Linked DNA regions of Homo sapiens: region 2 is linked to region 1. Evidence: chromatin loops called from intact Hi-C (ENCODE). Cell type or tissue: heart right ventricle. All regions are shown on one strand.

What was found. Hi-C counts contacts between places; a loop is a spot of excess contacts. Peaks named below come from ENCODE experiments on the same cell type or tissue, not always from the same donor. Only the 100,000 strongest peaks of a DNase experiment are listed, where the experiment ranks them.
Region 2: a loop joins it to region 1, with 3 times the contacts of the local background. A loop is called at or near these places in 7 of 110 quality-filtered maps.

The regions. Positions count from the first base shown.
Region 1 is chr1:222,440,354-222,448,353 of GRCh38, forward strand. No RefSeq gene overlaps it. Among named protein-coding and RNA genes, the nearest start is that of TRT-TGT2-1, 21 kb to the right of the region's middle. In heart right ventricle, no CTCF peak of the experiment used is centred here; no DNase peak of the experiment used is centred here.
Region 2 is chr1:221,490,286-221,498,285 of GRCh38, forward strand. LOC105372934 (a long non-coding RNA gene) reads right to left here. Exons shown (of 3, transcript XR_922622.2): 2 at 6,798-7,011; 3 at 2,003-2,041. Among named protein-coding and RNA genes, the nearest start is that of LINC02817, 160 kb to the left of the region's middle. In heart right ventricle, no CTCF peak of the experiment used is centred here; a DNase peak (open chromatin) is centred at 4,595.

The DNA.
Region 1 (8,000 bases):
CAGCCCATCATCAGAAACCTTAAGTTGCTCACATCAGAAGCTCAGCTTTGAAATAATGAAACCTCATGTTTAGGGGTGGGAACAAGTGCAGATTTTTCTCTCAAACCTGGAGTTATGCAGGAGTGCAAGAAAGAGTGGGGGCAGAGTGGAAGAGGAGGGAGAGGGAAGGAGGAGAAAAAGGAAAACTTCGTTCATAGAACACTGCTGATTTGGGACAAGCCCCCAGGCAGATCTTTCTAAAGGTTCATGGCCATCCTCCTACACTGTAGCCTGACTTCTTCTAGAGGCTTTGAAAAAGAGCCCTAAAGGAAAACATACCTCCTTCCCTACACCTGCTCTCTAGAGGAAGCACCTGGGGTGAGACGAAGATTCTGGACTTCACCTGTAATGTATATTTCCCCCTTTTCCAGCCTCCTTTCTGCATGGCCTTGTTGTACCCAGGACCTTACCCTTCTCTCCCACCCTTTACTCACAGGCCCATATGCTCATTTTCTCTACTCACCTAGTCATTCTCAATCTATCTCAGCCCCCAGTTCCACCTGCTCACCCCAACTGGTTCAAAAGTCCCCCTCCCTTCTCAGAGGACTTGACGAGTGTCCTCTATTCAAAGCACAAGGAGGAATCCATTAGGCCACAGAGCTGATATTTGTCATCACCATCCCCTGGTTCTCTTCTATAACATTTTTCTACGTTATTATTCCACAGAAACCCTGATGAAAATCACTGGGAGTGATTAAGACAAATAGAAAAAAGCAAACAGAATTCTCAAGCATTCTGCTCCGGAGATGCAGAGGCCTTGTACGGCAGGCAGAGCTTCTCATGTGACCCACAGGCTCAGGCCCAGTATTTATCAGCAAAGCTTCACCAGCTGGAATGTCAATGAGAGACTGGAGGATTATATAAGGGGAAGACAGATGTGCCCCCAGTGAGTAGTACGGAGGTCAGCAAGTCACTTTGTCCAGCTTTAAATCTATGAGGTGTGACATCTTGGCAGACCTGGAGATCTCCCTTGTTTTCTTTTTGATAGCAACTCGACATATTGCAGTGTGGGTCACTGTATATATTCAGGCCCTGACAGCTCCACAGAATTCCTTTCCCGCACACAATGGGGACATTCTCCACCTCAGTCTGCAACCTGAAGCTGGGATAGAGCTGGTATTCAGACCCCGCAGGAAGGCCACTCAACCACAGCTGAGAAAAGGCCTGACTTGTCTGCCCCAAAGGTTCAGGAAGAAGTAAAGATCCTGCCACCCCATCCAAGCTGCCTGGTTGGGATGGTGAGCAGTCAAGTTAATGTTCAACTGTATGCGCCAGTGCCTGGCTTTGTGAAAGGCTGAGCAGAGACCCCATCAACCCCTCCCAACTGTCATTCCAGGAAAGGAGATTGAGGATGAAATTTTAAATCTCCTACCCTATGCACAAGAACTAGCCCAGGATACTCTCCCGAAGATAACCTGGTTCTCTGTAGAGTGACTCCGGGTGACATCTACTACAGTAAAGGTATTTGGATGTGCTGAGATACTCTCCCCTACCCCTTGGATCCATGGCCTGTGGTCTTCCTTTCTCCTTTCCAGTCCCCACTGCCAGCCTGCATCCAGTAGCTAGTGTTTTCCACCTAGGGAAGCTCCTCTCCAATTCTCACTAGCCATGGAAATCTCGTAATTGCTTTTGCACGCACCATTACCTCTGCCTGGGATGCCCTTCTCTCCCTCCCTGCCCTTTTGTCCAACAAGAAGTTCCCACTTCCAAGATCAGCTGTGACACCTTCTCAGACCCTCACTCTCTGGTCTCACTGACCACCCTCTGCCTCCCCACTTTGAAAGTCCCTCTCACAAAGCATTTGCTACACTGTTTGGCAATTACATGCTCACATGTGTCCTCCCAGAAGGCTAATCTCCTTGAGAACAGAAGTATTTTATTTTGTTCATCTTTATTTTATTGGTCTCTGAGTCCCAGCCAGCACAACAAGTATCTTAGGTGAATTGCATGCATTGACCAAGGCCACGGTCTTGCTACTGAATTCTTCAAATCTCTCCCAAGACCAGCATTATTCAGCCAGAGGTGTGTGGTCCTGCCCTCCTTTTCAGAGCACAGAGGGAAGCCACGAAGGATGCTTATCACGCCCTGACTCTTCTCTGTGAAACCTCTCGTTTAAGATAGGCTTCTATGGCAGGCCCCATGAAGTAAACCTTTTAAACTGTGAGGTGAAGTCAGGTTTGGTGGCAAAGTCCCTTCATAACACCAGGAAGGTCAACAACAGGCTGGGAGAGAGTCAGAAGGATGGAGAGCTCCCTGCACTATAGCAGGGCCTCTGATCCTGACTTCTTGTGAGTGGCGGTGTCCTCATCTCTCAGGCCACAAGCCTGAGGACCCCAGCCCTGTAGCCAGCTCCATGAGCCCTAGACCAGCCACCAACCCCTGAGGGCTCTTAGGCAGAGGCAGCTGTCATGTGGGGTGCCTGAGGGTGGGTGACCACAAACTAGGGGCAGCCACAGGACATCAGATGCTTCACCAGACATTTTTATCCTGCTGGTTTCTGTGGAAAACTCTTCTTTCATATGGGTAGTATGATGCCTTCAGCTTTGTTGTTTTGGCTTAGGGTTGCTTTAGCTATTCAGGGTCTTCTGTGGGATACATTTCATAACCCACCAGAGCTTCAACAGATGAGAAGGGGGACAACTTGATGAAAGAATTACTCAAAGTGGAAGGATCATAATAAAAGCCATGGGCCTCTGTTATTCCATCTAAACATCACCGTGCTCCAGGCCCAAGGACAGCTGGCTCTTCATCACAATCATTCTCGAATTTATGGGGCCTGACTACCTTTCAAGCATGTCTCTTGGCAGAGAGAGATTCCTACAAGCTGGATGATCTTGACTGCATCCACAGAGAAGAAAAAAATGTGTCAAATTTGCACCTGACTGGCCCCCAAATTAAGTCTCTTAGTGTTTCCCACCCACCGCTTCCCGCCTCCTTGGTTAGAAATGGGAGAGGCATTAGGAAGGGTGGCATGCTGAAAAGGGAATATGATTTGAAGTCACACCTTTACCAAGGTTCAAATCTCAGCTCCACCACTTGCTAGCTGGGTAACCTTGAACAAGCTCCATGACCTTGCTAAACCTTGGTGTCTTTATCTTTAAAATGGGAATGAAAATCCATAGCTCAGAAAGCCAATATAAGAAAGAAGATAACGTCTATGAAGCATCTGGCAGAGTTCCTGAAATGGAAGAAGCTCAGTCAATGCTACTCCCCTTCACTTTAACTCAGGTTCTAAAGTGTAGATGTAACATGCGTTAAAAGAATTTCACAGTCAAATAAGTTTGGGAAGTACTTGGTTAAACAAATGTAAACCCATTTCTTCTCTGCAGGACTTCTCAGAGTTTTTAATCTGCTAATGTGAGCTGTAAATCTCTAAGACGTACTACACTTTTCAGGCTTCCCAGGCCACCATGACCACAAAACTCTTATCATGGAACATCACTCAGTAATGTTCTGTGGTTTGCCATTTAGAAAATGATGCTTTAAAATAAAGAGAAAATAGCAGTTAGATGCCACAGCTACTCAAATGATCTCTTCTTCTGGAGTCTGTAATTGGCCATTATTTCCCTTTAGGAAAACCATCACGAAAAAAAGAGAATCCAGAATCAATTTTCTTCCCCAAAACTACTCTATAAAAGGACTGCTTATCCCAACCCTTGCATTTTCCTAGATATGGACCCTCAAGCACTACATACTGCCTGAGCCTTTGCCACTCACATCCCTGCCGATATTCCTCGGCACTTGCTTCTCTGGAAGGCACTGAAGCCAAAAATAAAAGTAGAGGGGTAAATGGCCAAACACTTTTTAGGTTTCTGTCTGATTTTATGCTCCACATATGAATTTACACCAAATAGAGATTCCTGGGCCAATTTGTAGCTGCAGAGAAATTTTCAGCCATCTTATTAACTTTGCATGCCCTTGTTAAAAAAAAAAAAAAAAAAAAGCAGGCTACAGATTTCCATCACCAATTGGCAAAGAAAGGAACAAAGGACCAGAGCCCAGAGCAGTTGAGCCAGAGAGCAAACTACCACCAGAGGAGGGTGCAGCCTCCCCAAGCATGTAGTTTAGCCCAAAATTGAATTCTATGATCATCACTTCTATTCATCAGTGTAGATCCTGGCCTGTTGTGAAACAAGCCAATACTGCTGGCAAGTAGGTTTCATTTTGTAGAGGAAGAGAATTAATATGCACACTCAGTCTTTCCAAAACTATCTATCAGGTATGAAGAGCCACCACAGACACTTTTGTCCAATAAAGTCCTGCCTAGAGTCCCGCCTAATAGCTTTACACTTTCGTTTGTGGATTAGATTCAAGCACAGTTTATCCCTTCATGCAGATGAGAATGTCAGACAGCTCACCTACACCTCTGTGCCCTGAATCCAGGGGCACACTTAATCCTGCTGCTAGGTCAGATGCACAGCACACATGTGTCGACCTGGAGAGGTGGATGAGTGGGAAAGAAAAGGGGCTTTGAAAATAAGGGTTAATGTTACCAAGGCTCGGCATCAAAATCCCCCTCTGCACATCTTTGTTTCCCCTTCCCAGCTCTCTCCAGCTGCATTCCTCTACTCTTAGTAATATCCCAGGGCCTAGAGCAGTGCCAATCCTATTAGAGTTGAGAGACTAGGATGGAGGTAGCTAGGTACTCTCTAGGGGACTCCCTCACCAATTTCCTCATAGCCATTCCAGGGAGGTAGAAACCAAGCTCTAGACAAGACTCTGGAGACAAGGGCCCCGCCTTCCTTGGGTCACTCATGCCTGAGTCCAGCCCTCTGCACCACAGAAGTGGGAATCAAACCACTAGGATCACCTGACTCTTGGTCCTTGGAGGTTGGGGTGAGGGAGAGTGGCAAGAGTCATGAGGAAACTGTGGCACTCAGACTACAAAAATTGTGATAAATCTGCGTATGAATATCTGTCTTTCACCCAGTCACTTCATGTAGAACATCATACTATCCCAAGCAGACCCTTCAAACTAAATAGTAAATCCACTAACACAAAATCAATCACATTTACCCGTCTGTGTTAGTCCATTTTGCATTTCAAAGGAATATCTGAGGCTGAGCAGTTTATAAAGAAAAGATGTTTATTTGGACTCATGTTTCTGCAGACAGTACAAGAAGCACAATGCCAACAACTGCTTCTGGTGAGGGCCTCAGGATGCTTACAGTCATGGCAGAAGGTGAAGGGGAAGCAGGTGTGTCACAAGGCAAGAGAGAGAATAAGACAGAGAGGAGGAGGTGCCAGACTCCTTTTAACAAATAGCTCTTGCATGAACTAATAGAGCAAAACCTCACTTATCACCATGGAGATGGCACTAAGCCATTCTTGAGAAAGCCACCTCCATGACCCAACACCTCCCGCTATGCCCCATCTCCAACACACTGGAGATCATATTTCAACATGAGATTTGGAGGGGACAAATATCCAAACCATATCACCATCCTTCAATGGTCAGCTCCTCTCTGTAGCCATCTCAGCCCTCCCTCCCTCCTCATGTCCCCTCATCTGTGTTCCTGAGCACCCTATACCCACCTCTGGGACAGTCCATGCACATGGCAGCATGAGTCGTGCATTTATGTAACTATCTTTTCTGCGAAGCTGGGTTCCCCCGAGGCAGGGTCCAAGCCTCAGGCATTGGTAGCTCTCCAATATCATGCCCTGTTCCTGGCATATGGTGGGTCCTCATGTTGGTGGTCACTGTTAAAGCCCAATCATAAAGCCAGATGGAGTGATGTTACCAGGTCTTAGATGTCAGAAGGTCCTTGTGCCTTGACATAGGTCCAGCATAAGCTGTTATAATATACACCAAATACATGGGACCCTCTTAGGTTCCCTTTCCTTTTCCAGACACAAGTCCTTTGACACACGTCAGTGTTGTTCCTGTCGATTCAGTACCCCATCCCCAAGTTCTGACCTGCAGAGGCATGATGAAGCATTTTCATCGCTGTGGTGAATCTTATTAATATCGGCACACAGATTGGCCTATTCATCAGTGCATATAAAAAACTAGCCACAGAAAAGGAAAAACTTGACCATAGGCCAAGGAGTTTGCGGGGCTTATATTTATCCAAATTATTTTGGCATTAATACCATGCTGCAAAGTCTACAAAATCAAAAACGCGGAACTCTGGAAATGAGCAAGGTTAAACTAAGACCCGTTGCTGTAGTTATTTGCAATTACCACTCACTGCCTGAGTCTGCAGTGAGCTGCCCAGCAATAGCCTGTGCTCCCCTGGGATTCTGCCCATGAGGTCCCTGGTGCCACCTGCAGCCTCCCAATGCCATCTCCAGCCTGGGAAAGAGAGTGAGCATAGGCATGGGAGGCATTAACCAGAGAGAGGATGCATACAGTAATGAGATCAAAGTGGAGGTGAGGGCTTGTGCATTCAGGTCTGTGGATCAGGCTGATGATAGCAGACAAAAGTACAGGAAGGATGCTTACTTCTTGACATCAGTCTTCCAATAACGTGGCCAAGAGTCGAAGCTCTGCTCACCACTCACAAACTGTGAACGTTTGGGCAAGTTACTTATCCTCTCTGGGCCAGTCTCCTCATCCGTAAACTTGGAAATCATGGCCCCTGTGTCACAGGGCTGTCATGAGGATCAAGTTAACAATATATAAAAGTGTGTTTGAACAGTGTCTGGGGCATGATATGTGTTACAAGCTTGTTGTTATCTTTATCTGGACTCGGTCCTCCTTTCTGATCACCTTACTAGGTGACATCACATTCAGCTTTTATTCATTCATTCAATAAACACCTACTGAGTGCAGCTAGAGCACACTTTCCTCTGCAGGGCCAAACCCAAACTCTTTCAAGGCCCAACTCTCCATGAAGCTTTTCCAGTTATCCCCCATGGACGTGACCATCCCCTCCTCCTCACTTCATTTTTTCCTCTCTTTTAGCACTTAATCCTTTTAAGTTCAAATCATAGCTTAAAGCTTCCTGAGGACAGAACCAGTGTCTGATTCATTTTTATGTTTCCCACAGCATCATCTCTCACACTGAGTGTGAAGTCATTAAATAGTGTGGAATGAATAAAGGAAAACTTAGGATGAAAAGCAGGAAAAAGCAGCTCTCTGGGCTTCTCATCACCAGAGCCTGTTTTTAAAAGGTAGCTAGGAGACCATAAATTGAACCGTCTACAAAAATTATTTTGTACTTAGTTTATGCACTGCACAAACCAACACATAATTTTTTTAAATGAGAAAACCCAATGTCTTCACCATAGGATCTAATAATCAAGAAAAAGGGAAGAACCCAGTGCCCGTTTGCAGTCCTGAATGCTGCTCCCCCATCCCTGCTCCAGGGTCACCGAGCTTCTAGTGAATCCAAGCACCTAACTGCCACCAGACTCCCTGTGGTTCTGCTGAGGCCTTCCCACTGCCCACAGTGCTGGGGTGAAACCTGCCTTGCCCTCCCTAAAACTCTCACTCTCTCATAAAGCTTACCATCTCATCTCACATTTCACCATGATTTGGGGGCCACAGAATGAATGTCCCCATTTCCTCCACTTTATCCCCATCCTTTTTCCTTCCACCACATCTGAGAAGACCAACCACTCTCCCTTCCAAAGGCCCTCTTTCCTGGGCTCAGGTTATCCTCCCCTGGTTCTGACTTCCCCAATCTTGCTTTCCTCCCTCCAGCCTTTTCCCCTCTTCCACTTATTAGGACAATCTCTACTCCTGCACAAACTTAAGCAGTTTACTTAACCTCAACTATAAAAGCTAAGGTAATTTTTGGTTTAGGTTTTTCTTGATTTTTCAGAAAGACAGGCAGGATCTTGCTCTGTTGCCCAGGCTGGAGTACAGTGGTGCAATCATGGCTCACTGAAGCTTTGAACTCCTGGGCTCAAGCAATCCTCCTGCCTCAGCCTCCCAAAACAATGGGATTACAAGCATAAGCTGCTGTGCCCAGACAAAAACTAAGATAATAATAAAACTCATCTCTCAGATCACA
Region 2 (8,000 bases), 950 kb before region 1:
AAATATATGAAACACCTAGTATGTGCAAAAATTTTTTTTTACTTACATTATTTATTTAATTCTTAAAATTGCCCTGTGGAGTAGATTCGATTGACTTCAATTTATAGATGAAGACACAGAAGCTAAGGGAGAGATAAAAAACTTACCAAAAGTCACATAGTTAATAAATGATAGAGTTAGGAGTTGGCACCCATTCTTTCCAACTTTAAGTTCCTTTTGCTACTCCATGTTCATTCTCTCAAAGACACTGTGCTAACTGCTGTGGAAAAGAAAAGGATGAATAAATAATGTCCTGGACGTTCTCTTTTGAAAGTCATTGTTAACTGAGGGAAGTTCTTTGTCACATTGCATAGGTGGCATTTAGTGGATGAAACCCAGGAGCTAAGTGTCTTGTCATGTGCAGCACAACCCCACACAAAAAAGAATTGCCCAGACAATGCTAACAGAACCCCTTTGAGAAGCTTTACACTGCAGGCTTACAATTGTGAGAAAAACATGGAAATGTAAACAATGGAACTGGGGAACAAAATTAAGTAAATGCTAAATTAAAATACCGTTTATTTTTAAAATACTGATGAACCTCTTGCTTTTCTAGGCTGATGGAGGTTTTGCCAGCTTGAACATGTAGTTTCCAAAATGACTCTGGTTATCAATATCCATCCAGTAGAAGGAGAAAGAGGAAGAAGATTGTGTGGTAGAAGACTGAATGAGCCAGTCCTGGAGTCCCTACTACTCATACTCCATTGGCCGGAACTCAGTCACATGGCCACATCTGACCATGAGGCAGTCTGGGAAATGGATTCCAGCTGTGTTCCAATGAGGAAGCAGGTTCGATGAAGATCTAACCAATCTCTCTCTCACAGAGGTATCAAAAAGCATTAAAGAAAGGCAGTGCTATTTTCCTTTCAAATTCTACTCCAACTCATTCTCTTACTCTGTAAATAGCTTCAGCATCTGCTCAACTTTCCACATTATTTCAGTCACTAAGTCTGTACTAGTCCATTTTCATACTGCTATAAAGAACTGCCTGAGACTGGGTAATTTATAAAAGAAAAAGGTTTATTGACTCACAGTTCAGCATGGCTTGGGAGGCCTCAGGAAACTTACAATCATGACAAAAGGTGAAGAGGAAGTAAGGCACCTCCTTCACTAGGTGAAAGGAAGGAGAAGTGTTGAGCGAAGGGGGAAGATCCCATTATAAAACCATCAGATCTCGTGAGAACTCTCACCATCACAAGAACAGCAGGGGGGAACAGCCCCCATGATTCAATTACCTCCACCTGGTCCCACCCTCCACACATGGAGATTATGGGAATTAAAATTTGAGATGAGATTTATGTGGGGAAAAGAGCCAAACCATATCAAAGTCCGTTTGTTTTCTCATTCATTTAACAAACATTTTCTGGCTATTAATCATTTTGCCAGGAACTGTGCTAGACACTGGGAACATAATAGTGAAAAAGACACAATATTTTATTATTAGTCAATGATAATGGACTGAAAGAAGAATATAGTTGACCCTTGAACAACGAGGGGATTAGGGACACTGACACCCTGTGCAGCTGAAAATCCATGTATAACTTTTGAATCTTCCAAAACAACTCATGCCTGTAATCCCATTACTTTGGGGAGGCCAAGGCAGGCAGGTCACTTGAGCCCAGGAATTTGAGACCAGTCTGGGAAAAATGGCAAATCCCTATCTCTACAAAAAAAATTCAAAATTATCCAGGCATGGTACTGCATGCCTGTAGTCCCAGCTACTTAGGAGGCTGAGGTGGGAGGATCGCTTGAGTCCAGACCCGAAAACTTAACTACTTATAGCCTACTATTGACCAGAAGCCTTACTGAGGACATTAACAGTCAATTAACACATATTTGTATGATATGTGTATTGTATACTGTATTCTTGTAATAAAGAAAGCTAGAGAAAAGAAAATGTTATTCAGAGAATCATGAAGAAGAGAAAACATACTTACTATTCATTAAGTGGAAGTGGATCATTATAAAGGTCTTCATCCTCATCATCTTCACATTGAGTAGTCTGAGGAACAGGAGAAAGGAGAGGGTTGGTCTTGCTGTCTCAGGGGTGATAAAGGTGGAAGAGGTAGAGGAGGTGGGAGAGGAAGCATATATTATATTATAAAAGTAGTATAGTATGTGCTACAGTTATTTTATGCAGTTATGATTTAATATGTGTTTACTTTTTTAACATTTCTCCGTACTGTAAATGGCACCATCTGTGATCTGTGTTTGTGTGTGCAAGTTTTGATTTTTTAACTTTTTATAATAGATTTGCATATATTTTGATATGATAAATGATAACAGACTAGTATCTGCATATATTTCATGCATTTCTAACATACCTTTTTCTTATTTTTTTGATATTTATAGGCCATGCAGTTCATCTGCAAGTTTTCTCTAATTGTCAAAAATCTCCAAAAATTTTTCCAATAGGTTTATTGAAAAAAATCCACATATAAGTGAACCTGCACAGTTCAAACCTATGCTATACAAAGATCAACTGTACAGTAAAGGTGATGTTTTCAAAATGTAAATCAGGTCATATTACTCTCCTGATTAAAAGTCTCCAAAAGTTTTTCCATTGCTCTGTAGGAAAAAAAATGTAAATGATTTGAAATGGCAAAAGAGATTACTGGGTGTTGTATTAGTCAGTTCTCACACTGCTAGTAAAGACAGACTTGAGACTGGGTAATTTATAAAGAAAAAGAGATTTAATGGACTGCCAGTTCCACGTGGCCAGGGAGACCTCACAATCATGGCAGAAGGCAAAAGAGGAGAAAGTCACATCTTACATGGCAGCAGGCAAGAGAGCTTGTGCAGGGTAACTCTCATTTATAAAACCATCAGATCTCCTGAAACTTATTCACTACGACAAGAACCACATGGGGGAAACTGCCTCCATTATTCAATTATCTCCACCTGGCCCCACCCTTGACACATGGGGATTATTACAATTCAAAGTGAGATTTGGGTGGAGACACAGGCAAACCATATTAGTGTGTTTTTAATGAGAATATTAGATGTTCTCTGGATGACCCTCTAGGATTATCTCATTCTATAGGATTTAGGCTTATTTTACAAGTCATAAATTGTAAAAAAAAATGTAATAATATAAATGATTCTTGCTTATAGAAATGCAAATGATTTTTCCTGGCAGAATACAATTGATTTCTACCCTGTGGAAAAGGTTATTCTAAGTCTTGAGTTGTATTGTCTTATAGCTATTAAGAGTTTTGCTTCTATTGGCAAATTTATTTCACAATTCCTGATTGTGTGTGTGTGTGTTTGTGTATTCTTCAGATATATTGATGTATATATATATATATCATATTCTGATTGAACCAGTTTAACATTTTACTGGTTTCCTTATTAATGAATGAACTAAATTACACTAGTGATGTGCATTCATTTCATATTTGTGGTAGAGTCATAATTTTAACTTTTGAAAATTATAGTTTAACAGCATTTAGAATAAAACCTGGACTTCCCATACTTTATTCACGTTCCACAATTTAAAGCCCTATAAAATCTAGGATTTGTTCCCTTCCCGACCTCATCTACTATTCCACCTCACCTTGCTCACTCTGCTCTTGCTCCCCTTCCCCTCTCTCCTTCCTCAAATACTCTCATGCATTATTCCTAGTTTCCACTTAGATCTCATCTCAAGTTTCCTGTCCTCAAAGAAGCTTTTCCTGTCAGGCTCAATCACATTGCCCTGTTTTAATATCTTCAAAAATGTTAGAATTATCTAAAAGTAACTTGCTCTTGTATTCACTTAGGTATTTGTTTTTATGTCCTTGCCTGTTTTGTTCACTGTTATATTTCCAGTGCCTAGCAGATGATCTAGCCAATAAATATTTTCCATAATTCTTTTTGGATAAAATAATTGACATAAAATAAAAGTAAAATGACTGTGTCCAGGAGACTATAAAAGAGGTTTCTCTGACTCATCTTGGGGCAACTTCAGCAGGCCTCTGCATCTGAGCTCTCCTCTCTTTCCTGAGGAAACTGCCATCTCTTCCCACTCTTACCCTAATCATTCGCTAACTGGTTTCTACTGACTGATGTTCCTCTCGTAGGCCATCCTTTACCTAGGGATTCCCAAGTCAGCTTTTTGTCACACAGCTTGTATTAGTCATGGTTCTCCAGAGAAATAGAACTAAGAGTATATATATATATAGATATTTGAGAGGGGATTTGTTAAGGGAATTAACTCACATGAGTATGGCAGCTGAGAAGTCCCGCAACAAGCCATCTGCAAGCTGAGATGCCAGTGTTGCAGGACTTTTTCCTTAGTTCAGCTAAAGACGGGGGTCCTTATCACACGGCCATGAAAATTTAGGCTCACAGACAATTTGAAGGGTGAATAGAATGGGATTTATTGGGCAGAAAGGAAAGAAAGGAAGAACAGGGACTCTCCACAAGGCCAGAGTCCCTGCTCCTGTGCTTCCTGCCTTGCAGTTTGAATCCTAGCTTCCACCCAGGAAGAGGAGGGGCCAGGTTCCTCCCCGCTGCAAACAGCACGAACTTCTGTGGCTCTGCCCAGTGCACATTCCTCCCAGTGAGCAGGCTGGTTGGAGTTTTTCCAGGGAGCCCTTCCCACCAGGCTGTCTTATTAGCATGGTTCAGTCCAAGTCAATGATGAAACTTAGTATGAGGCTGAACACCTGAGAACCTGAATGACTGCTGGTGCCAGTCCCTGAGTTGAAACCCAGAGAACTTGGAGTTCTGATAGGAGAAGAAAGGTGTCCCAGTTTCAGGAGAGAGAGAGTAAATCCCCCTTTCCTCTTTTTTGTTCTATCTGGACCTTCTGCCAATTGGATGTTGCCCACCCGCATTGGTGAGGGTGGATCTTTTTACTCAGTCCATTGAATCAAATGCCAATTTTTTCTAGAAACTTCCCCACAGACATAGCCAGAAATAATACTTAACCAGCTATCTAGGTATCCATTATTCCCACTGACACATAAAACTAATCCTCATACATGTCTTAGGGAGCTCTTAAAAATAAGAATTCCTGGCGTGGTGGCTCACACCTGGAATACCAGCACTTTGGGAGCCCTAAGCAGACTTACTTGAGGCCAGGAGTTTGAGATCACTTGAGGCCAGGAGTTTGAGACCAGCCTGGCCAATATGGCAAAACCTCATCTCTACTAAAAATACAAAAATTAGCTGGGTGTAGTGGCACACACCTGTAATCACAGCTACTTGGGAAGCTGAGGCATGAGAATCGCTTGAACCCAGGAGGCAGAGGTTGCAGTGAGCCAAGATTGTGCCACTGCACTCCACCCTGGCTGACAGAATGAGACTCCATCTCCAAAACAAACAAACAAACAAACAAACAAACAAACAAACAGAATTCCTGTGGCCTGTGCTGATCCCCAGGAGAAGCTGATGTGGCAAATCTGGTATCTTTATTTCTGATAAGCTGAAAAGGAGATCTGTGGTAGTCTGTGACAACATTTGGCAAACTAAAATGAATCTTAGTGAAAAATAAAAATGGATCACATCTCTTCCTTGTTCCTAAATCTTTGTGCCACCTCATTGCTAGCCCCATAATATTCCAATTATTTAGCTTAATAGACAAAGTCAGCCCCATTCTGGCCTCCATGTCTCTTTCCCATTGTGTCTTTCTGTCACTCCTTGCCTCCTACCATGTGGGCCTTTCAGACAGACACTGATGTCTCCCTTCATGGCCCCACATCTAACATATTCTGCTCTGCGCAGGACGACATCTTAATAGATATAAATCTATTCATCTTTCCATAGAGCTCCAGTGTGACATCATTGAACCTTCCTTGTGGCTTCATTCCTATGTATTTTCAGAGGTTTGTTGTTGTTGTTGTTGTTGTTAATAGTGCTGTAATAGCTTTTATCTGCTGTGTTAAAATATGTCAGTTTACTAGTTCCTCTCTTCCAGTGGACTGTGAGAATCCTTGAGGATAAGAATTGTGTCTTATTTATCCTTATCCTTATTTATCCTTATCTTATTTATCCTTATTTATCCTTATCCTTATTTTGCCCAGGTTAAGTGTTTGGTAAGTGTTTTGATAAATAGAAAAATGATGGGAAAGATGCTATTTTCATTGAACTTTGAAAAACAATGAGAAGGTAAACAAAATAGAACAGGGAAAATGACATTCTTCAAATAGTGAGCAGAAAGACATGGAAGAACCAAAGGCTAAGGGAAGATGCTTATGGGAATGACAAGTGTTTAGTGAGAAGGAGCCTGGACTACTGGGGCATCAAAGTGGGACACAATAGCGCGACAAGGACTGGCTGTCCTTGCAAGTTGAGAATGAGGCATGAAAGTTCAGGTTTTGTTTATAAGCAAAGTTATAGAGCTAAGGAGTTTGATTTTTCTCTCTTGAATGTTAGTCCCATTCTTCCACTGAGGAATAAGTAACAAGAATCACATTGTCATTTTAGCCTTGTCAGCAGCGAGTGCTCCACTGCACTATAAGTCTGATAAGAACAGTGGAAGAGACATTAGCTATAAATGTTGGCAAGAATTATCATTGTTCAGACTTCTGCAACTGCTCTCATCAAGATGTTGGGGGAATTGCCCCACTTCACAGACAGTACACCTGGAGCAGGGTGGGAAATGGCAGGGGCAAGGGGATTAGAGCTCCTAATGAAAAGAAGGACTCATGAGAATAAAGAGGGCAAACTCATGTGGGGGACAAGGAAAATCGATGAATTTAAATCAGATTATACCCCTATTATCTACCAATATGCACTTGAATTGGTCTGAAAGGAAAACCATAAGAAATAACCTTTTACATGGTGCTGGCATGTTAAAATAGAACCATGGTTTCCTTCCTCCTCTTAATTGCATCTCAGGGCATCCCACATTGACGCTTCTCAGATGTTCATTCTCAGGGCTGTTCAAGGCCACGCCTAACTAGGACTCTGGTATAGCACACACTGGATTCCAGGCAAACTTCCAAGTGTTTTGGACACATTCACTTACTTCCCTCCGCAACAGTCCTGTAAAGTGAAGAAAGTGAGGCTCAACTTGGTTAAGTGATATAGCAAGATCACAGATTTCCTTCAGAGATTTGAAAGATGAAGGAGACAATCTGACACTTTGGAATCCCAGGTGCCTTGAACACCATATATTTCATCTAATTTAAGACCACAAATTTTTATGATTGATCATTATTTTATATACCATGACAAAGATTGGGGGAAAAGGGGTCTGCCAATTAACCTACAATGCACTATTGTATAATAGAAACATTTCTATTCAAATATGTCAAAATGTTATGAAAAAAATGTGTATTTTAAAGTTAACGAAATAAGGTGTATTGGGCAGAATTATCTTAGCCTCTTTGTCTACAACTACCTGTCATGAGAACATAACTAGCACTAGCATGGAGCAGAATGTTATGTTTAAAAGAATATCCCAGAAAGGTGAGCTTATTGTATGATTTTTTTATGTGGGTCCAGGGTGTTTTTTAAAATATATATTTTAAATTAAACTAGAGTTTGGCATGAAGTTTTTTGATTATGGATATTTCCATTTTTGGGGGCTGAAAAAATGTTTTCTTCCCCTATCAAATTTAGAATACTTGGAATCTTCAGTAAAAAATAAAGCTAAAGATTTGGTTCTGATTGCTCAAAGACAGCGTATCAGCAAAACATGCTTTATACAATAATTTGCATGAGGCAGAATGTGTCTCTGCATCTTAAAGAGGTTTCTGTAAATAGTGGATTGGTACAATTTCAACAAACTCCAAAGAGCTTATATACCAACCACCTTGTTGTGTGAGTATAGTGCAAAAAAGAAAAAAAAAAAGGACATAAAAGCCAAATATAAATGGACATATTATTATTATTAGAGACAAGGTCTGGCTCTATCACCCAGGCTGGTGTGCAGTGGTGCCATCTCAGCTCACTGCAATCTCCACCTCCCAAGCTCAAGCCATCTACCCACCTCTACCTCCTGAATAGCTGGGACTAAAGGTGTGAGCCAC